2 separate regions of the Mus musculus genome follow, and region 1 is linked to region 2. Evidence: chromatin loops called from intact Hi-C (ENCODE). Cell type or tissue: left cerebral cortex. All regions are shown on one strand. Links, peaks and the distances in the headings refer to the core of each region. The heading gives the core; the rest is flanking DNA. Region 1 overlaps Kcnq4 (potassium voltage-gated channel, subfamily Q, member 4). Region 2 holds the start of Kcnq4 (potassium voltage-gated channel, subfamily Q, member 4).

Evidence for each region. Peaks named below come from ENCODE experiments on the same cell type or tissue, not always from the same donor. Only the 100,000 strongest peaks of a DNase experiment are listed, where the experiment ranks them.
Region 1: a loop joins it to region 2, with 2.7 times the contacts of the local background. A loop is called at or near these places in 18 of 42 quality-filtered maps.

Annotation. Positions count from the first base shown.
Region 1 is chr4:120,687,945-120,699,153 of GRCm38, forward strand. It overlaps Kcnq4 (potassium voltage-gated channel, subfamily Q, member 4), which reads right to left. Exons shown (of 14, transcript NM_001081142.3): 13 at 10,555-10,684; 14 at 8,194-10,162. The coding sequence ends at 9,950. Among named protein-coding and RNA genes, the nearest start is that of Cited4, 27 kb to the left of the region's middle. In left cerebral cortex, for the core only: a CTCF peak has its summit at 4,911 (motif pointing right); a DNase peak (open chromatin) is centred at 4,927.
Region 2 is chr4:120,741,242-120,752,450 of GRCm38, forward strand. Kcnq4 (potassium voltage-gated channel, subfamily Q, member 4) reads right to left here and starts at 6,158. Exons shown (of 14, transcript NM_001081142.3): 1 at 5,619-6,158. The coding sequence starts at 5,935. In left cerebral cortex, for the core only: no CTCF peak of the experiment used is centred there; DNase peaks (open chromatin) are centred at 5,623 and 6,451; H3K4me3 peaks cover 1,388 bases; H3K27ac peaks cover 257 bases.

The sequences.
Region 1 (11,209 bases), core at 1,556-9,555, 54 kb before region 2:
CGCCCAGTGCTTGGATCTCAGGCATACAGGGTCATATCTCTCAAAGTCTCGCAAATTCTCAACCCCAATTCCATCCTCCCATCTTGCACTCTCCTCCCTGAGCAGCCCTGCCCCTGACACACACACTGTTGAAGCCTTACCACCAGGTCTCTGTTTCTTTCATCGGGCACACTTTCTAACGCCTCTGAGCTTTTACATACTCTAGCTAGAAAGTCACCAACAACACCAACACCCTCATTCCCATGCTTGGCTAGACCCCACTCACCTTTCAGGGAGCTTTGTGTCTGGCAATGGTTTTGTTTGCTTTATATTTGGAGGGAGTGTATGTGAGCCTTGGCACAGGTGTGGGCATCTGAAGATGTTACTGACTTAGCTCTCCACCATGAGGATTCTGGGATTGAACTGAGGTCATCCGGCTTGTTGCAATCGCCTTTCCTGCTGAGCCTTTTTTTTTTTTTTCTTTTTTCTTTTTTTGAGATGGGAGTCTTGCTATGCAGCTCTGGCTGGAATGGAGCTCACTTTATAGACTGGGCTGGCCTCAAACTCATAGAGATCCACTGGCCTCTGCCTCCTGAGTGATCGATGCCACCACGCCTGGCCCTACTGAGCCTTTTTGATGGACCTGTGTTTTTTCTTTGTTTGTTTGTTTGAGACAGGATCTCATGTATCCCAGACTGACCTGAAAGTCACTGCATAGCTGAGGATGACTTGAAACTTCCCATCCCAAGTGCTGGTATTATAGGTATGTACCACCACACCTGATTGTCTTTGTGTGTGTGTGTGTGTGTGTGCACTTGTGTGCTTAATTGTGTATATGTGTGAGTGTGTATATATGTGTGTGTGCTTGATTGTGTGTGAGTGTGTGTATGTGTGCTTGTGTGCTTGATTGTGTGTGAGTGTGTGTGTGTGTGTGTGTGTGTGTGTGTGTGTGTGGTTGATTATTCATTTTATCTGAATTGAGAGATGACAGAAAGTATGATGGACACTGACTTATGGGCAGTGTGTATCAGTTTGATTGAATGGACCAGGATTTGGGAAGCACAGTGATGACAGACTTGCCATAAGGAAGGTGGGAAGAGGTATTCTGACTGGCTTCCAGCCATGGCACAAAAGATACTTGTGTTTCAAAGAAAATCTTAGTGAAAAGGACTCATGGCAGAGAAGGCTCTCAGTAGCCAGCCAGACAAGACGGGACAGCCCACGGTAACAGCCCACCTTTCTGCAGGTCTTCCCTGTGCTATCTCAGTATACCCATGTACGATTCAGACACAGTGGCCAGAATGCAGGCTGTGGCTCCAACACATGACTTAGCTTCACCAAGACTACTGCAGCCTGTGCCAACACATCTCACCTGTTATCAGCAGAAACATTAAAGACCTAATATATCACCCCTCCCCAGTAGGCCCCAAGTTACCTGGTGTCAGGTGGGTTCCACTGGACTCGTCCCAGCATGGAGGATCACGAATTAGCCTCACCAACAAGCATTCCAGGATTCCAGGAAGGCAAGGAGTGGCCCTCTCACCTACACTGATTCAAATCGCCCACAGTATTGATTTCTGTGGCCACTACAGTGAGTCACTTAAAACCTGATGGCTTGAAGCAACAACAGATTCTCTCACAGTTCCGGAGGGCAAAGGTCAGTTTCACCAGGTCTCGGCCAAGGTGTGGGCACTCCCCACAGAGCACAAGGGGAGAATCCAGACTTCCAGCTAATGGCTGGCAGCAGCATCCCGCTTCTGTGTCTGTCCTCAAATCACCTGCTCTTTTGTGTGTACAATCTCCCTCTGCCTCTCTCTCAAAAAGACACTAGTGGGCCTGGAGGTCTGCCTTCATGGCCGAGTGCTTGCTTGGCATATGAGGGGCCCTGGGGTTTTATTCTCAGCAGTACCACCATCTCATCAAAATGAACAAACAAACAAAATGTATTTATGATCATACCCAAGGCCTATCTCTAACAGAGGATAATTTTCTCTTGTCAGGATCCTTAATTGCAGGCTGTAATCCCAGCATCAGGGAGGCTGAGGCAAGACAACCAAGAGTTTGAGGCCTTGGGTAAGAGAGATGGCTCAGTGGGTAAAGGCACTTGCCACCAAGCCTGGTGACCTGAGTTCAAACCTCAGGCCCCACGTGGTGGAGGGAGAGACTACTGTAATTTGTCCTCTGATTTTTTGCAAGCATGCTGTGGTTGGGATGTTTGCATTTGTGTTCACACACATCAACACATGAGGGGTTTAGTTTTAAAAAGTCTTGAAGAGTTCTGAGGCCACCCTGGACTATGTAGTGAGATAGCCTCAGGAAAAATTTAATAAACAAACAAAAGCTTAATTTAATATGCACTCTCTCTCTTTTCCTTATGAGGTGACAGTCTACAGAGATTAGAAATTCCTCCTTTTGGTGGCCATTATTTAGCCTATACACCCACTTACCAAACTTTTGCATTTGGCTCCTGTAACATCGGTCCCTGCTACATTGGAAGTCTTCATCCTGAGGGCAAGAAATGAGTTTGCAACTCATTGTATCTTCTCATTGTCACATAACGATGAATGAAAGGAAGAGGTAATGTCCTGGCTGCATGGACTTGCTTCCTGTTACCGGGGGAAGCTGAGCTGCTACTTATCAGAACAGGGTAGAATCCAGGGATGCTCTAAGGCTCATCTTAACAGTCAGCCCTCTGTCCTCTGTATCTGTATCTCTGTATCTGCATCCATAGTTCCAATCACTGTGGAGACAGATGACGTGAAGGTAAGTAGATGGATGAACAGATGATAAATAGATGGCTGACTAATAAATAGATGATAGTTATATAGATTGGAAGTCTATAGATATATAGACTAGGCAGGTAACCCTGATCTAGATGATGAATGGATGGGAGGATGGATAGATAGATAGATAGATAGATAGATAGATAGATAGATAGATAGATAGATAGATAGATAGAAGATGATAGATAAATGACAGGCAGCTGGACATTTCTTTTATACTGGTCAGGTTTTGGCTTTTCTCTCATTGTTACTCTTTTTTTTTTAAGATTTATTTATTTATTTATTTATTTATTTATTTATTTATTATATGTAAGTACACTATAGCTGTCTTCAGACACTCCAGAAGAGGGAGTCAGTCCTCATTACGGATGGTTGTGAGTCACCATGTGGTTGCTGGGATTTGAACTCCAGACCTTTGGAAGAGCAGACGAGTGCTCTTACCCACTGAGCCATCTCACCAGTCCCTCATTGTTACTCTTAAACAATATGGTATAACAACTACTTCATACAGCATCTACACTGTGTTTGGGGATTGTAAGGTAGAGGTGACTTAAAGCATGCAGGAGGATGTACATCAGCTAGGTTATGTTCCTTTACAAAGAAGATGGAGTTTCCACAGTTTTAGTCTCTTTTGTGGACCCTGCAGCCAATTCTCCATGGACAACAATAAAAGTTAATGAAGAGCTATAACACCCCAAACCATACAGGAGTGCTAAGGACTTAGAGCCATTAGAGATCATTTAAGTCACTAAACCATGTAGAGAACCCTAACCAGGGGCTGGAGAAGATGGCTTAGCGAGAGGTTAAGATTACTACTGCTCTCGCAGAGGACCTGGTTCCCAGCACCCACACAGTGGCTTACACACATCTGTGACTCCAGGTCCAGAGGATCTGACACCCTCTGCTGGCCTCTGCAGGCCCTGGGAATGTATATGGGGCACACGTGCTCACAGAGGCCAAATAGCCATCCACAGGAAATAAAAACAAAAACAACCCAAAAACCCCATCAAACTATAGCCAGCTGAGGGGCTGGCAGAGGACAAGGGTGGGGCAGGGAGGGATCTGGTCCTGGGGTCATGAGAGTGAGAGAGCTGTCCCTGTCCCTCATCGGCTACAAGTCTTGGGAGAGCGGGCACTGCACCTTCACTGTGCAGCAGGGAAGAGCTGGCTCTCTCTCTCTCTCTCTCTCTCTCTCTCTCTCTCTCTCTCTCTCTGTGTGTGTGTGTGTGTGTGTGTGTGTGTGTGTGTGTGTTGGAGGTGGGGGGATGCCAGTGAGGCTGCCCTGAGGGTGTGAGAGTGGAAGAGCCGGCAGGCTGACCAGCTCAGATTTCTCTCAGGCCCACACCCAGGGTTTTGAATTGTCCCACCCCAACATCTACCCTATCAATGAACTGCTGAAGTGCATAAAGGGGCCAGTCCTACGGATCCAAAACTACAGGGTCTCCATGACACAGAGCAACAAGAGGATGTCCAAAAGGAATCCCAGTGAGGTTCCAGGGTTGATAGAATAGCAGAAGCCAGAGACCTCTTACCAGACCAAAGTCTTGCAATGAGCATTTGCAAGCAAGGACCTGTGGACAAAAGGGAAGGACACACTGTGACACAGTACAGCTTCCACAAGGAGATTTTTCTCTCTGTTGGGGGGAGATTGCAAGGGGGAGGGTGGGTATGAAGGGGGGAGGGTGTGTGGGATTGGGGTACATGATGTAAAGTTCACAAAGAACCAATGAAAAGGTTTTTTTAAGTGGGGGTGGGTAAGGAGAAATATCATACATCAGCTATAGTATATTTTGCATAAAGAAACATGTATTTCTGAAAGACCAGTTACCACACCCAAAAAAAATGTTCTCTTCATTGTTTGGGTTGTTGTAGCATGAATTTTTTCTTTTTGGTTTTGGCATTTCAAAAGCATTAATTTTTTTCCTGCTTCCCTCTCTCTATTTTATGAACTAAAGTTCCCTTTAAAAGCCACATCTGTGTTGAAGATTCTGCAGAGTGATTGACTAGGACTCTGATTGGACAGATTGGAATGCTGCAGATCAAGAGCCACAATTATACTGTGCTATCTTTAGTCTCCTTAATCGCCATTTATTACTGTTAGGGTTTGAATGTAAATGACCAGCACAGGCTTGTGTGCTTGGGTACTTGGTCCAGAAGGTGGCGCTGTTTCGGGAGGCCGTGAAGCTTTCTGGACTTGGAGTCTAGTTGGCAGAGACACAAGGCCTTGGAAGCAGAGCTTGAGGTATAAGCTGTATAAGTTATAAGACCTCCCGAAGCCACGTGCTCCCGAAGCCACGTGCTCCTGAAGACACGTGAACGCCACCAAACCTTCCCCACCAGGATAGACTACATGTGTGGCACCATGACCCAAGATAAATTCTCCTCTTTTAAAGTTGTTCTGTCAGGTGCCATTAAAAGGCTGAGAACAATAACAAATACAGGTGCTGCCCTCTGGGATGGGGATGTAATTCCACTGGCAGAATGCTTATTAGGCATACGTGAGATTATTAGTTGGATTATTAGTACTTTATAAATTGAGTATAGTGGTGCATCCTTGGAAGTGGTGGTAGGAGGATCAGAAAGGTCTATGTCAGTCTTAGCCACTGGTTTTCAACCTGTGGGCCATGTGTGACCCCTTTGGGGGCCACATATCAGATATTTAAATAACAGTTCATAAACATTAGCAAAATTAGTTATGAAGTAGCAACGAAATAATGTTATAAGGTTGAGAGTTGCCATAACATGAGGAACTGTATTAAAGGGTCACAGAACTAGGAAGGTTGAGAACCACTGTTCTCAGCTATGAGTTTTAGACCAAGCTGGGATACATGAAACCCTGGGGACAGGAGCGGGGAGGGGAGGGGGCAAGGAAGAAAGGGGAGAGGGAGAGGGCAGGGCAGAGAAGAGGGGGAACGGGGAGAGAGAATGTGGAGAGAGGGAGAGGGCAAGGAGAGGGAGCAGGAGGAAAGAGGGGGAGAGAGATTGAGAGAGAAAGTAGGAAGAAGAAAAAGAAAATTGTAATTGGTAAAAGTTTTGGAAACTATCACCTCTAAGGTCTGGCTTCCACCAACACAAAAGTTAAGAATGTTATCAGATCAGCTCAAACCTGAAACGTGTACAAAGATGTCCGCACTTTGCTGTATCCCATCCACCTACACTGTCCCCAGCAACAGATTTAGTAAAGGCTTTGATTTATGACTGTCTTTTGGTCCATGCCTATAAAAGCTCATGCTTCCACAATAAAGATGTCATTCAGGGCAACCTGAATTCATGTCCCTGAGCGATGGTCACTCAAACCTGGCTCAGAATAAGTCCCTTTTCCCTTTGGAGCAAGAGCGATACTTTTGCAGACAATCTTGTCTGCAGAAAACTGTAGTGTGAGGTTAATGTTTGGTTGTACGCAGGATGGCCACTGAGTCGGAAGAATAGTTAACACAACCCAATAAGGGTTGGCTGGCTAGTTCCTGGGTGTGGATGCTTTTGTTGGAGACCTGAGAGCTGGAGAGATAATGGCTCAATCGTTAACAGTGCACTCACTGCTCTTCCAAAGGACCCGAGATCAGTCCCTGGCACCCATGTCTGTTGGCTCACAACCACCTGTAGTGCCAGCTCTGGGAGAGCAAGGGGGATCTAAAGTCTCTACTCTCTGAGGGACATTCACATGCACATACCCACACAGAGACATGCAAGTACACATCATTCAAATATTACAAATAAAAGGTTTTTAAAGGCTGTGGGACTTTGTGTTTCCCCCCTTTACAGGGAGAGAGTGATAAGGACCTTGTTTGTATGAAGCATAGCTTTGTTTTACGTGGTGGGAGACACTGTCATTACATGGATGTCCCATATGTGTGGGTTGATGTGTATGGCTGTTGACTGTTCAGGGGGTCTGTGGTCATCAGTAGATTCCAGAATGTCTGTAATGCTCTTCCAAACTCCCCTTCCCATCTGGGTCTGCAAGGCTGTGTGGGTGGCGACATCTGGTGTGCACACCTAGGTAGGTCTCATGAATCCCCACCAGATCTCCCTCCCTTCCACCCTTTTTCCCTCCCTCCCTCCCTCCCTCTCTCTCCCCCACTTCACACACCTCTCTCCCTCTGTTTGTGCTAAGGACTGAACCAGGACTTTGCACATGCCCAGCAAGAGCTCTGCCACCACGGGGCCACAACCCCAGCACCACTCTTAGGCGTTTTTGATGGTCCCGATGGCTTCCTGCATTCTTGCAGTTCCAGGAAGGACTGCTGTGTTCAGCAACTTTCTCTGGATTACCTTGGATTTTCTGTTCTTTTGTGTCTCTTGCAACACTGTGGCCCACTCCCCACTGTAAATCCTCTTTGTTTTGTTGCAATACCCACTCTGGGTCTGGTGTGCATTTAGAGGAAACATTCCATTTCTCCAGTCATCTGGGTTATACCGACAGTAAGAGATTGGCGGGTATAGACCCAGAGGAAGCCCTCTGGGTGGTAAGATCACTTGGCAGGATCCATAAATGTCAGGGTGTTGTTTCCCAAGTGGCTCAAATTTAAATGAGACCTTTGCTTATGTGAAGAAGGGTAAGGACAAATGACTTTCCTACCACTGAGCCTTTTTGGAGAATCACTGAAATGTTAACACCTTTTAATTCCTGTTCTGTCCCATCGCATGGCTAAGGAGCCCTAGGTGTCCAGCCCAAACCTCCCTAGGAGTTGGGGCTAATGCTGGAAGTGAAAAGCTTCCAAGCTCTTCTATGCTTCCAGAGCCAACAAAACAAAAGACAGTGCTGGGAGTGGTGGTGACTGTGTGTATGATCACGATCACGGCGTGTTTGAGGCCAGGCTGAGCTAGACAGCAATACCCTGTCTAAAAAAATACAAGGCTGGGTGTGCCGGCTGTGTTCTATGCTAAATGTATAGTCACATTCTTTTTTTCTCATTACCAGTGTTTCTGTGTGTAAATGAACAAAACGAATTGTCAACTGGTAGAAGTTAAAAAGGAAAACCTATCGGCCATAAGGCTGAGATCAGGACCGTCTTGAGTTCAAGGCCAGCTATAGGGCTATGGGCAGAGACTGGCTCAAAAACAAACAAAAAGCAAATGACCCCCCTCCCTCCACAAACAAAAAGTCCCCTATCATTGTTTCTGGTTTCCTCACAGGATGAACCACCAGGAAAGTGGTATCCATTTTTCACTGGTCCTCACAAGAGATCAATCAGCCTGTGAGGTGGGTGGAGCAGACAAGGAGTTAGCATGTGTTTGATCAACTATATTTACCTGTAGGTGAAGCCAAATCTATCCCTTAGATGCTTTAATTATCTGGGACAACGTGCCTCTTCTTTTTCCTTGAGTCATATGGAGCTGGGCTTTTATGGTTTACAATAAACCCAAATTTCACTTTCACCATCAAACCAGGAGCCTCAGCCTTCAGGCACCGAGCACAACCAAGACCAATCACTTCCTACTGAAAACTTTAATGAAACCAATAAGTTAATAAGTTAACAAAGTGAGGTACTTGCATATCTGAGAACCGGGTTGGTGGGGGAACCTCAATCGTGGAAGGAGGGAGGGCCTCTTCCCATGTCTCCTTTGGTCACAGGATAATCTTAGTCTCCAGACCCTCTGTACAGCTCCATCTCTGAGGGGGTGGAGTGGCTCACCAGGGGGCAATACAATGCAAGTGAAGTGAGCCAGGATGGGCTCCATCCAGGGCCTGATGGTACATGCAGATGGTAGGACAGAGATTGGGCACCATAGGGCTGAGCAGGATTCAACCCAAGCCCTGGCACTGGTACATGCAGGTCCCAGTATGAGATGCAGACAGTTCGGCCTCAGCCCCTTGTTCCCAAGTCTCCCCCGGAGTATTGTCGTTGGAACCCCACCCCTCACTCTCTTGCCACCTGCATTAGCTTAGCAGGAAAGGAGCAAAGGGGTAGGGCTCTAAAACTGAGGATGGGGCCCGCAGTGTTTGGGTGTTTGTGCCAATATGCAGCGCTGCCAATTGAAGTGAGAAAGTGGGGCAGAGACCGGTGCCGGTGAGAGCCAGGTGCAGTTGCTATAGCACTGGATACACGTGTCCTCGCTGAGACTAGGAAGAGGATGTGCCTGGATTCTCTCCAGGTGTGCAAGGCCCCAAGGCCTAGGCCTGAGTTACACTATGGGGACACCAACATAGTCCTTAGGGCAACCAGAGGACTATTGGACCTTTTGTGAGGAGGGGAGCAAGTCAAACTCTGAGGTGGGGCCTGGGGAGACACGTGGATGCTCTAAACCCTCCTCTCCTGCCCAGGAAAGATCCAGTGGCTTTGTGCTCACGCCTTCAAGTGTGTGGCATCGTGTGCATCGGTGTGTGCGGCATTCTGCTGGAGAAATAAAAGGACCATGCTTGTGGTTCCTGGTGGTGGGCCACTGTCTGGTAGGTTTAGGGGAAATACAGGAACTTGTGCTGTCAAAACTGTTGGAGGGCCAATGGGAATGGATATCCAGCAGTAAGAGCGAGCCCCTGGGGTGACACCTACAAAGGGACAGAAAGGCCCAGGTCTTGCCCTTTGGAGAGGACAGAGAGGTTTAGGCCCCATGCTGGGTGAGGATGGATGTTAAGCCAAAGAATGGAGGTGGAGTATGGCCAAGCAGCCTGAGACCAGCTACTGCTGGGGCCCATCTCCCAGTAAGGGAGGGGCAGAGGAACCCCATGGGGGTCCCTAAAGTTGCATATTTAACATAGTTTGCATATATGATGCCCATCTACCTTATGGCAGAGTCCTGTGCTTTATGGGCACCTGTGGGGGCACCTTGGGCCCATCCCCGGGTGGGGCCGGGCTTGGCAGGAGGACTTCCCTGCTCTACCTGGAAGGGCGGGCCTGGAGACCTCACCTTGCATAGCTAGAAGCTGGGTCAGGGACCAGGGCCCCAGTGCTCTGCTCCCATTCCCAGGGCAGAGCCCCTGCCAGGCGGGCCACATTGAGCCTTGATGGAGCGGACAGGGTCTGGGAGCGCCCAGTGGCCTCCGGTCAGCCATTGCTGTGGCCTGGCATTTCATGCTCCTGGGGCGCTGGTACCTGGCTGGCATTGGGTATCTCGCCCACCCAGACAGCTCAATACTGCGTATGGCCTCTCTCCCTGCCAGGGAGCGAGTTCAAGTAAGAGAGGAGTCCAGAGGCCCCGGGGTGAATCCGAGGGGCAATCCGAAGGCTGCCCCGCCCCTGAGAAGCCCTTCAGTCCATGTTGGTGCTGACTGAGCGAGAGATGCTGAGCGTCTGTGCGGAGACAGAGATGTCCTCGTGGTCTACAGGGCTGTGGTAGTCCGAGGTGATGTCGGGGTCGAAGAGCGGCACTTGCACAGTGCCCAGGCTGGCCGAGGTGCCAGAGCGGAGGCAGCGCGAGTAGAAGCCCAGCAGCAGATCCAACTTATGTTCGATGGACTGCACCTGGTGGGCGGAGCGGGACGAGGCTGAGAGGTGATGCTGGACCCCAAGAACCGGTCACCCCTAAGGAAGACAGTTGGCCTGGGCGGGGCGGGGCTAGATATCGGGGACGGGGCGGGACTAGATATGGGGACGAGACGGGGCTAGATATCGGGGGCGGGGCTTGGAAATCTTAGGACTACTAGGTAGGAGGCGTGGTTAGGAGGGCTTACCTGTGAGATCCTTCAGGAATGATTGTGAATGGGCTTTCTGGGAGCCGAGTTTGTTTGTAGGGTGGGGCTTGGCGGAGCAGAACTCAGCACGTGGGCCCTATTAGGCCAAGGTTCTGCACTATGGCAGTGCTGAACCTTTGACAGCTATTTCAGGCATCTGGTAGAAGCCCTTTCTACACTCACCTGCTTTTCCACCTTGACTACGCGCCCCATCATGCTGATTTCATCCACTGCCTCCGTGTCTGAAGGACCCTTATCGCCCTTCTCCCGAGTCTTGCGGTCCCCAGGGCCCCGACCCACAATTTGGTCCACCCTGTGGGGGAAAGCAACCATCAGAAAGACTGAGTTACACTGCACCTCCCTTCCACGAGAACCCTAGATTGACTGCTGACCAGGAAGACAGACTGCACTGATGGGAAGAGGCCACTTTCCTGCCCAAGGGAGGTGAACCTGGAAGACACCAGCCTCTGCTTTGAAAGTTCTCCAAATAACAAGCAGAGCCTCCGAGGTGGGAAAACGGGCTGGGGAGGGAAATGTTAGAAGGTGGACAAGGCCAGAGATGACCCCACCTTATTCTGCTCTCTGCCTGCAGTCCTCTGCCTGCAGTCCTCTGCCTGCAGCCCGGTTTCCTTCCCCCACAAAGCCACTGTAGTCAGACTTTCCCTCTCCCAACCGAACATCATGTTGCTAAATCCAGTGATCAACTCAGTCTTTATTTACTCGACCTAAGCGCAGCAGAAGTCACATCCGATCACTCCTTCCCACAATACTTGTTCTTTTTTTCCCTTTTAGACAGGATCTCTTGTAATCCAGCTCTCTACACAGCCAAGTTGAACTC
Region 2 (11,209 bases), core at 1,864-9,863:
CCCAAAGACCACTGGTACTGGGTTATCTCTCTGTGTCAGCTAGCTGGGGGTGGGGGTGGGGTAGAAGTGGGGTGGGTTTGGTCTGGGGGAGGGACAACAACAACATGAACCACGAAACCCAAACCTCAACCCCACAATGGCACACTGGTGCAGGGACAGGCACACTCACAAACACAGAGCCAGAACCAGGGCCCCAGGGGACTTAGAGAGCAGTGTTCTTAGAGACTGGGCAGCCTCCCCACAGCAGACACCCCCTCCCCCATCTGCTCCCTGCAGGCAAGTCTCTGGTTCTCCAAGCCTGGCAAAGCTTGCGCGCTGTGCTGGCTGATGTCATTTGTGACACAACGGAAGAAACAAATCCATAAGCAGCCCAGAGACTCAGGTTAGTGACTCCGGGCACGAGCTGTGTGACATCCCCTACCCAGCAAGAAGCAAAGATGACTGTCCCCTGACACCATGGCTAGGAGGCATAAATGAGAGGGTGCAAGGAAGAAGCTTGGAGGGATGCACTGACCCCATCTGAGACAGGAGACCATGAGCCTAGAAGTTTGAGGCTAGCCTGGGCTACAATAGGGAGATTCATTCTAAAAGAGAAAAAAGTTCAGGTGGGCCTGGAGGCTGCTCCACAGAACGCCACAAAGACACAGTGTCAGGCTCCTGGCAGATACACAGGTGACATGGGCAATACCACCCCCACTATTTCCTCGGCACACACACTCCCCTGCTGAGCCCAGGACCCCGTCAGACTTCCCGTCAGGACAATGACTTATGACCAAGCACTGGCTGCTCTTCTTCCTCAGCCCTGGCCACCTGGAAGCAGCTGTATTCCTGTTGTTCAGACTAGACAGCCAGAACTCAGAGAGACTACGCAACTTTCACGAAAGCTAAGGGCAGCTACAGAAACAAACTCCATCTGCAAGGCCAAGTCTTAGGTCCCCGTGGAACTAGCTCCGGGGAAATGAAACAACCTCCCCTCTTCCTCCCACCCCTCAGTTGTCACTGCAGAGCTGTATCTCACTGTGGAGAACCTGAGTGGAGAGACTTCCCCATGGAGTTCCTTTGGGGCAGGCCCCAGAGCCTCCTCCCCCTGCTCCTGGGCCACTTCAGTGACTCTGATGGCTCCGAGAACTTAAAATTAATCACCCACTCCAAGTGCTGCCTCTAGCCCAAGAATAATCGCCTCCTAAAGCAAGCCTGGTTCCAACGCTGTGTGGCTATGGGGCTCTTTCAGCAGCGGGGCTTGTAGACAGACATCCAGAAGGGCTTCCTCCGTGAGGAGGAGAAACGTGCTAAGATCTGGAGCGGGACAGACAGACAGTGGCCTGACTGAGAAGGAGGGAGCAGCAGGTGCCAGGGGAAGGGAAAGGGCAAAGAAGCCATTGAAAAATTGACATCTTCACTTTCCCACTCCTTATAAAGGAAAAACAGAAGCACAAAAGTGCCACGGGTCACACACTCCAAGTCCTTCCCAGTCACATCGGGAAGGTGTTGGAGCATCAGGTTTCTGCAGTGCTGTCTGGGAGGCTGAGTGTCACCTTGGAGGAAAGTGTGTCTCCTTCTATGCCTGATAGACCCAGCCACACACAGCAGGGTTGGGCAAAGGAGCTCAGGGGGCCCTATGGGAGGAGCCCAAGCCATCCCCACTGTATCAGAGTCCCCGGACTGCTCATAAGGTAGCCTGAAACCTTGGGAAAGGAGAGGCAGAAACTGCACTAAGGGAGGAGTCCCTCCTGATCTGACATGACTTAGTCTATGAAGCTAGTGAGAGGGTGGAACATCAGTTCTTTCTCTTGGATGTTGCCGCATGTGCATGTGTGACATCCGTGGGCACCTGTGCCAGGGCTGTGGTGAGTGCAGCATGCAACAGGGCTATTCTCTGCAATGCAAGCTTGACTGGTCCCAGAAACAGCAGAACAGTTTTCACCCAATTCTATAAAATCTTATCACTGTGCCCCCTGGCAGCAAGTGTGCTAGGCGCTAGGGACACAGATGCTCTGGAGGGTCTGGGGCCTGACCCAGCTAAGGTCAGTGGATGACAGAGGGATCTGGGTTGAGACTTTTCCTTATGAACAGCATGACCTTCCCTGGGCTTCCCCCTCCTCACCTGTCAGTTGGGGAGGATAGTAGGGCCCACCTCACCAGGCTGGGGAAGGGTGTGCGCCTGCACAAAAGCAGAAATCTCAGTTTGAACTCCAAGGGCCACACCAGGTGGCCTGAGTGAGCAGAGAGAATGGTTCTGGACAGGGAGTCTGGACTGAAGGTCTGGCCCTCTGCTTCTGCTACCAATTTGTCACATGACTTTGGTCTCCAGAGCCTTAGTTTTCTCAGAGTTGGGATGGGGCAGTCAGAATGTGAGAACTAACCTGGTCTGGTCTGGGTGTTCCGTGCTGGGATAACTTCTAGGCCAGGCTATGCCCTGTCTCACAAGCTTGAGGTAGGAGGTTGGGGTGGGGGGACTCCAAAGTTAGGAGCATACAGGCCCCGAGAGTGTGGCTACCCTCCTCCTCTTCCCATTCCCACAGTTTCTGACCCCAGGGACAAGGCTGAGGGAGGATGTTTACAGAGCCTTAAACCTTCACTTAGAGAAGTTTGCTGGGGGCTGGGAGCAAGGGTTGAGTGGTGAGGACATAGCAGTGGCCAGGGAAGCAGAGTGGACATGGGGGAGGGGCGTGCTCCCTCACAGTCCCTTCCATGTTTAGAACTCCAAAGGTGCTGGTGTGGTCTGAGGGGGGTACCACAAGGAGTGCGTCTGCTCCTAGGGACTCAGTAATGAGGACTTGGTAAAGTGCCAAGAGCAAGGCCTTGGGGGGGGGGGGCGGCGGCAAGGGGTATACATGCCAGTGGCAGGGGCTCTGGGGTGAAGGGGCAAAGTGGTAGGACTAAGGACCTAGAGACAGAGAGAGCCCAGAAGGGTCTAGTGACCCTTCGTTCTGCTCTTTACAAGGAGGAGACAGGATAGAACAGGCTTCTGCCAGTCACTTCCCAGAGGCACAGCTGAGAGCAAGAGAGGCTCAATTCTCCACCCGTAGGAGTCCTGGAAGGTGTGGGTCCTGAGAGACCAGTTGACTGGTATGAGGGAGGTATTTCAACCATCTTCCTTCCCAAATCCTCTCTCCTAGGCTCTTCTGTGGGGACCCCACCCTTGGCCTGGGACTCTGGAAACAGGTCCTAACTGAGGCTCTTAACTGATGCCCCAAGCATGGGAACCCCACCCCACTCAAAGGGAGTGGGGGTGGGGCTACGCTAGAAATGCTACCCTAAGCACTTCTTGGCAAGAGCATGCAAGACCCTACTTCGAGAGGCTGGAAAAGTCCATATCTGGAAGTCACAGAAAACAAGAGACACTTCTGTGTAGGCTCCCTCCCCACCCCCAGTGCTAGCACCCATTCCTAGTCCTCTCACCCACACAACTGTTCAGTTATCTCTTTCCCACCCATTAGCCCATTCATGAAGAAGTCCCAAAATACAGGATTTCTACCCACTCCAATGACCTACAGATCTAATGCTCAGAAAGGCTCTCAACTAACACAGTGCCCCACAGCACTCAACAGGAAGGGCCTTCTCAGTCTCCTTGACCTCCAAGATCTACAGCCAGTTCCCTGAGATCCCTAAACATCCAGACACTGTCACACCATGTGTCTTCCCCTAGGGCTCCAATTAACGCTTCCATCCTGAGCTCCTGGAGACAAGTGTTCTGGACAGGGCTGCCCCTAGCCAGGGCATTCCTGGCATCTGGAGAGAGGCGGATGTGGGGCAAAGGTGTCATCCGATTTAGCTCCTGGTAAGAAGGGAGGCCCCTCTAAAGAAGCTACAGTAGTGGTTGGTCAGGGTTAGGCTGTTTTCATCTCTACTTGACGGCCCCAGCCTGGGGCCAAGGAACTAAGTTAGGAGCCAACTGACTTCTCTAGGCCCTGCCATGACTTGGAAAAGTCACCTCCAGGGAAGAGCCTGTGGAAAGCATAGCTGTGCCCTGTGTCTTAGCCTCCCTAGGCACATAAGGGGCTCTGGCGTATTAATGTTCAGTGGACACTGGAGCCCCTAGTCCACCAGCATTGAACTATATCACTCCACTGACAGCTACATCCAACAGACGTCCGTCCAGGTCTTTTGGGTGCACTGAGATGTGGGCTGCCCCTGATTATTCACTGGGATCCAAAGCCTGGCCTTACACCCAGCAGAGTCTCAGCCTGGGGTCTCTGCACAAAGCCACAGCTGCCACTCTAAGTATTCTAAGTGGGTCTGTAGAAAGTTCCCTTTCTTTGTTCTTCCTGGTACCATCTTCCTCTTCCCCTGAGATTCTGTACCCAACCCCCCACCCCCCGGACTCATGGGGCAGAGGTAAGAGGGCATACAAGGAGGACAAGCAGAAAGACACGGGTGGGGAAAGCCAGATAGAAGGGTGGCCAAGCAGGTGAACAGAGAGATAGACAGATGGACACACAGACATCAAAATAAGTAAGAGGATAGGCCCACAAAGCACGAAGACAGACAGACCAACAGAAAGGCTGTGGGACAGACAGGTAGAGAGATTAACAGACAAGCTAACTCACACACAAAGGGAAACTCAAGTCTTGCATAGGGACAGATTGTCAAGTGACTATCAGGTGGACAAAGCGGGCTGCCCTGGAGACCCTGGAGCAGGCAGTGGTAAGAGCAGCTCATTGTCTCTCCCAGGCACTTCTCAGCATCTCAGCACCAGGCCCAGCCCTTTAACCGATATGGCCTGGGCCTCTCATGTTCCTGGTCCGACCAGGCCTTCCCCCAAGACTGCCTTCCGAGCTGCCAAAATTCACTCTCTACATCCAAGAGGGGTCAGTGTTTTGAAAGTTGTAGGAGCCTGCTGAGAGGAGGAGGGGCCCCACAGCGGCATTGTTTCCAAACATACCCCTCTCTTCTTTCTTTTTCCCCATGCTCAGAGCCAGGCCTAGTACAGCTGGCCAGCAAGGCAGGAGAGCTGGGCCCAGCCTTCAGGGCAAGGCAGGACAGGGCAGGGCAGGCAGGGCAGCCTGCTGCCTTGGGTACTTCGAAGTTGAGGGTGCGGAGCAAGACTAAAGAAGACACGGATAAAGTTGGAAACAGCACACAGGCCTGTCAGAGCCATAGGGACCCTAGACAGCCCTGATCTGGGTACAGCCTGTCTCTGAAGAGAGAAATCTCCAAGGGGACCAGGTGGGAGCACAACATAACTACAGAGCCTGAGGGGAGAAAAATAATGTAGGGGCTAGGGTCTTCTGTGTCTGGGACACAGGGAGGGTGAGGTGAACAAAAGATAAGGAGAGTCCCACTTTAGCGGCTTCGGACTTGGTAAAGCAGAGAAGAGCAAGAAGCTGAATGACGGATCAGAGCAGTGGGGCTCTGCGATCAGGATGAAAGTAAGGAGAGCAGGCAGAAGAGGTTAGACGCCAGGGCAACAGGGGTCAAGGCTGGGAGATCAGGGGTTAGGTCAGGCTGGGAGACCGAAAAGGGGGCACAGGCCCAAGAGGGGAACTGAGTGAGGGTCTGCCCCGGGGCAATAGGATAGAGAGGTGGAGCCAGCGCGGGGTGGCGGTCCCCAAGGAGTCTGGCTCATGCGGGGTCAGAGCCGGGGCACGTCAAGGGGTGCGGGGGCTCCAACTTACATGAAGACGTGGTAGACGAAGGCCCACCCGCGGGGCCGCTCCAGCACGTTGTAGACCCAGTTCTGCAGGCGGCGGTAGCGCTTCTGCGCGGCGGAGGAGCGCTGGCCGCCGCAGGCGGAGCCCGAGCCGGAGCCCGGCCCAGGGAGGGGCGCGCCCGGCGGCAGGGGGCTGCCCAGAAGGCCGAGGCGACGCGGAGAGCCGCCCCCGCCCGCCTCGCCCTGTTCACTCTGCACGGCCGTGAGCGCCACCAACTCCGCGCGGGGGGCGTCCCCGGGCGGGGGGCCCAGGCCGAGGCGGCGCGGGGGGGCCTCGGCCATGGGCGGCGCCGGACGGGGGACCGGGGCGTTGCGGGGCGGGGGCGCGCTCGGGCGGCTCAGAGTCGCATGGCTCGAACCCCGGGCCGGCGAGGCGACCCTGGGCGCGCACGCAGGCGGCGGGGGCTAGGGACCAGGCCGGGTCCGTGCGGGGTCCGGAGGCGGTCGCTCGGAGCCTCGGGGCCGCGGGAGCCCGTACTGACCGCCCGCTTCCCCGGCGACTGGGGCGGCTCTTTCCGACTCCAACTCTCTTATTACGCGCTCCATGCCGCTCGCCTTTCCACCTGCCGCCGGCGCGCCGCTCACATGTCACCCTCCCCCGCCCCGCCCCGCCCCTCCCCCGCCCGCCCCGCGGCCGCCTTCCCAAATCGGGGAGGGAGCGAGAGAGAAGAGCACCGGGAGGGGGACCCGGGTCGGACGCGGCGGAGCAGGGCGCGCGGTCCGCCCAGTCGGTGTGTCCCGGCCCCGAGCGCGTGGCGCGGGCAGCGCGCCGGGCCCCGAGGCCGGGCGTGTACGAGTGGTGTGGCCCTGGTGGCCCGCTCTGGGGAGGGAGGTTGGGACGCCTGGTGAGTGGTTGTGGAAAGTGGAGCGTGGAGTGTGGAGTTGTGGCCGCGGTAGCTCGAGGGACACTTACATTGTAGAGTGGAGGTGTTTGTGTCCAGAGAAGTGCCTACTTGTGAGAGTTGGCTAGCCAGCCGTGGGTCTGCGTGGGTTCAGAGTGAGTGGGTGGATGGATGGATGGATGGGTGGGTGGGTGGGTGGGTGGATAGATAGATGGATGAGAGTACAGAAGAGTGTGCAGAACCGGGCAGTACAGCGCGATGGGTAATGTAAGCGAGGAGGTGTGCCCGTCGGGTCGTGCCCTCGGTTTCTAGTGCAGGGTGTTTAAAATGCGCTGAGGGCCGAGTGAAGTTGGGACAGCAGCTTCCGTTCCTCCTGCTGTTGTTACTTGAAGGGCCCGGTGCCCTACAGCTATCGAGAGATGTGTGGGGTGGTGTAGCTCACAGTTGTGCCCAGATGCGTCTCTCCTCCCGTCTTGTTGATGAAGGAGGAGACCCCAGTTGATCACCCTGAGCAGAGGGGACGCTCCCTCCCTGATTACGTACCTGCCCTCATCTCCCCACTCCATCTCCGCTCCGTGGGATTCACACCCGCCACCCCCTTCTCCCACTCTAGCCCAGAAAAGCTTGTTTAGGGCAGATAGAAGTATAGAAATAAACGTACTAGGGGCCAGTATTAGGGGAACGGACAGAGCACTCCCAAAGGCCTATAGCACCCCACCAGGACTTTCTCTAGGAGCACCCCTCTCCAGCAAAAAGTTCTCGGTGCCTGACCTCCGTCTCCGCTGTGAGCTGTCTGGCCCCTTTTCCCTCGCCCTCCTGACCGTGTACTAGGTGATGATTCGGGTTTGCTGGCCCTCCTTCCTTCTTCCCCAGCCTAAAGCGATGGCCAAACCAGACGCTCCCGCTCCCTCCGCAGGCCCTGCCCCAGGGTGAAGCGCTTCCGCAGCAAACTCTTCTTCACTCCTCGGGGAGGATCTCGGGGGACACAGCTAGCTGGAAGGGGGGGGCGGGCTGCAAGCTCGATTCTCAGCTGTCAGCAAAGGCAGCATTGATCTGCTGAGCGCCAGAGCGGGAGGGCTGGAGGGAGGGCTATGGACCGTGAGGGTGGGTAGGATTCGAAGTTCCCAAGCTACCTTTGGCAGCCTGTACCCCAACCCCTAGCGACCCTTACCCTCCTGCCCAGCTGGGATGCATTCTGGGGTCTGACCTGAATCTCTCCCACTGCTGCTGGTGCTGGGAGTGCGCAGTGCTCCTGCATAGGTCATGCCCTGACCTACTGAGAACTGAAGGTTTCTAGACTTGGGGGCGGGGGGGGGGTGCGCACTATGGTTGCAAGTGCCAGGGCTAGATATAGCTATCTTCTCCCTATAAGCTGAAGCCCGTATATCCCCCACCCCATATATGGCATTGTCTCTCCTGACTGGTAAACTGCAAGTTCTCAATCAGAGGCCCAGGGATGGGACTCAAGTCAAGAATTCAAATTACACAACGGAAAGTGGCTGCTGGGGTCTTTTGAGGCTTTGATCTTAGCTGAAACGGAACTTGAATTCAGGTTGCCCTTATCAGCACTTGGGATATCTAAAATTGGGTCTGTTCTGGGAAATCTGATCCTCCAGTTGAGTGCCACCTATGAACCCATGCTCCCCTTCTCGTGTGGGTGATTGCCAAGCTTCCCTTCTCTCTGTGAATGGAACTCCGCAGGAGAGGGTCCTCGTCATTTTTTCCAGTTCATGGCCTATATTACCCCATCCAAGGCTGGGGGAAGGTAAGAGAACTGTAGTTCCTGTTGGGATGGAAGCTAGATTTCAGAAGCACCTACAGAGGTCCCAGAGGCTATCTTTGAAGGTCAGCACCTCGTGGAGGGTCATGTGCATTGATAGTAAGAGGAGGGAGACAAGAGAGAGTTCTTCCTAGGGTGTGGTGTGTGTGTGTGTGTGTTTGTGTGTGTGTGTGTGTGTGTGTGTGTGTGTAGGAGGCAGAGGAGAGTCCAGAGAGGACAGGTGGCTACTCTTGAGTGTTACTCAGTGGCCTTCCTGTGCCCATCCGGATTCCCAGGACATGACAGAGAACGGACTTTCCCCACAGCAGGCTTTAGTGACTAAGACACTTTTCTGAGCAAACAGCTGTCTCTGGCTCCCAGGTCTAGCCTCCCTACTGGAGGGAGGTGGGGTATGCTATGGCTTTCCACACACCATTCTCTAACTCCCACATCTATGCCCTTGACTCCACCCTCTGCAACTTCCTCAACTCTGCTTCCTCAGCTCCTTGGGAACCCTGCCTAGTCTTCTGAGCTCATCCCCTGACCCATGTTTCTCCCTGGCTCTTGAGTTTCCAGGGCTGTATAAGAACAGGCCAACTCCCTGATCTGCTGTAATCCATCACTGTCTCCATCATCCATCAATGGAGCAGGTATTGATTGCGAGGAAGGGTGGGGAGGGAGAGGGTTCCCATTTGCTGAGCACCAGCTGGGGGCCAGATCCTCTCCTTTACAAAGAACAGAGTCCGGTGCTTTGTGGGAAATGGGCTGAGAGGTAGGGACACTCACCCAAGGAGAGACAACCAGGCAGGGAGCTCACGCCCTCACTGGCTTGCACTTTCCCAGAACTCCTAGGCCCTGAGTGCCAAGGAGAAGGAATTCTAAGAGATGATTCTGAGTCTCTAGCACTGGCTCCTGCCAGGGGGTAGGATGCCCAGATCTGAGAGGATCAAGGTCTAGAAGTGGCTGGCACCTTGGTTCTTGGGGGTAGCTTCATCCCTGGTATTGACTCCTGTTATGACCTCAGGTCATTTCACGGCTCGGATTCCTTGCTGGAGTGGGAGGGTTGACTGCACTCAGCAGTTTTCAGCCACTGTCAGCACCAGGAGTCCCTTTCTTCTTTCTTTCTTTCTTTTCTTTCTTTCTTTCTTTCTTTCTTTCTTTCTTTCTTTCTTTCTTTCTTTCTTTCTTTCTTTCTTTCTTTCTTTCTTTTTCTTTTAGCAGACAGAATCATAAGGTGGTAAAGAATGGTTGAGGTGAGGGGCTCCAGGCTCCTCCCACCTGCCTATTTCTTCCCTATCTCTCTGATGGTCTCCCTGTGCAGCTGCCTACATAGTCCTGGTGCTCTTGAAACTGCGACAATCCACCTGCCTGCCTCCCAGTGCTGGGATTACCAGTGTGTGCCAACACTTAATTTTCTCCTGAGTTTTCTTACAGCTGCTGGATTGCTAGAGGGCCCAAGGAGGGAGAAGCTGTCACTGGCAACGAGAGAAGGCCAATGAGCCTTCTTTAGGACAGGAATGAAGAGGACTTGGAGAATAAGTTTTATGGCCCACAGCTCCACAAAACTGCTGCTTCTTCTCTTTCAGCATCTCCCAAACATGCTGGGAGCTCAGGAGATCCATACCTGTCAGGCAGCCTCAGGCTGGGTGGAGACTTGCCCAATAGAGCATTAGGCTACAGTGTGTGAGAGTAGCCAGGGCCTGGGTCAGGGAGGGTGTTCTAGGGCACAGGGAAGAAAGAAGAAATGTGGTTAACAGCAGAGGCTCAAGAGTCTGGATAGCAGATGGGGCCTGAGCCGTGGTCCAGAGCAGAGGAGGGCTCAAGAGGGCCAGACATAGCAATGCCGGAAGGCACAGGTCAGCAGAGGCTGTACAAATAGGAGATACTTCTTACTGCTCATGTGAGAACTGGCAGAAGGTGCTCACAGGGCAATAGCAGGAAGCCATTGAGGGATGTAGAGAGGCCTTCTCTCTACTCCCTAGACAGTCCAGAACGGACAGGAGGCTTACGGACAAAAGGGATTCAAAGAACCGGAGAGAGCTAAGGAGCCCCTTCTCCCAGATCTGAGCAGACCACTCATCTGCTCCCCTAGACAAGCTTGTTTGGCCAGACAGTTCAGAGCCACAGACATGGGGAGAAGCTCAGAGAGGAGTGTGTCTGAGCTCGGTGAATGTAAACCTCCATTGATTTTAAGGCTCAAAGGCAGGGAGGGGGTCACCTAAACAAGACAAAGAAAGAGAAGGGGGTGTGGAAACGAAGGTCAAATCCATTCCTAACTCGCAGGCTCCTCCTCTGCCCATGGGAATCTTCCTTCTTCCCTAGCTGCTGGAGAGCTGGCCATGAAGATGGCCGTGGTCCTGGGCCATCTTCTGGCAGCTCCTCGGTCTCAGCAAAAGTCACTGGGGCAGTAGAGCAGTTGGAGTGTAGAGGAAGGGATGTTGAGTCACCAAGTGTCACCTGGAGGCTCGTGTTTGTCATTCCAGCTACTCAGGAGGCTGATGCTGGGAGATCACAAGTGCTGGAGTTCAAAGCAAGCTTGGGCAACTTAGTGAGACCTCATCTCCAAATAAAACACAAAACCAGGGCTGAGGATGTATTAAGCGGCAGAGCGCTTGCCTAGCAGGTACAAGGACCTGGGTTCAAACCTCAGCACAAACAGACACATCAAGCAAGCAAGCTAGCTAGCTCTCCTGGCAAAATAAACAGGGTAGGAGGCAGATCTTGAGAGTAGGAGGGACTGAAAACCATGAGTGCAAGGGAGGAGAGTTAGAAAAGGGATGGCTAATATTTGGTAGGAGGTATGAGTTCAGGGGGTCTTACAAGAGGTGAGAGGCTCAGAGACAACATGGAGAGGCACAGAGAGCAGCACTTCTAGGGCAAGCTTGATCTTAAGCTATCTCAGGCTTCTGGAGCCTTCCTGGTCTCTGACCTCAAACCTCATCAAATATCAATAGA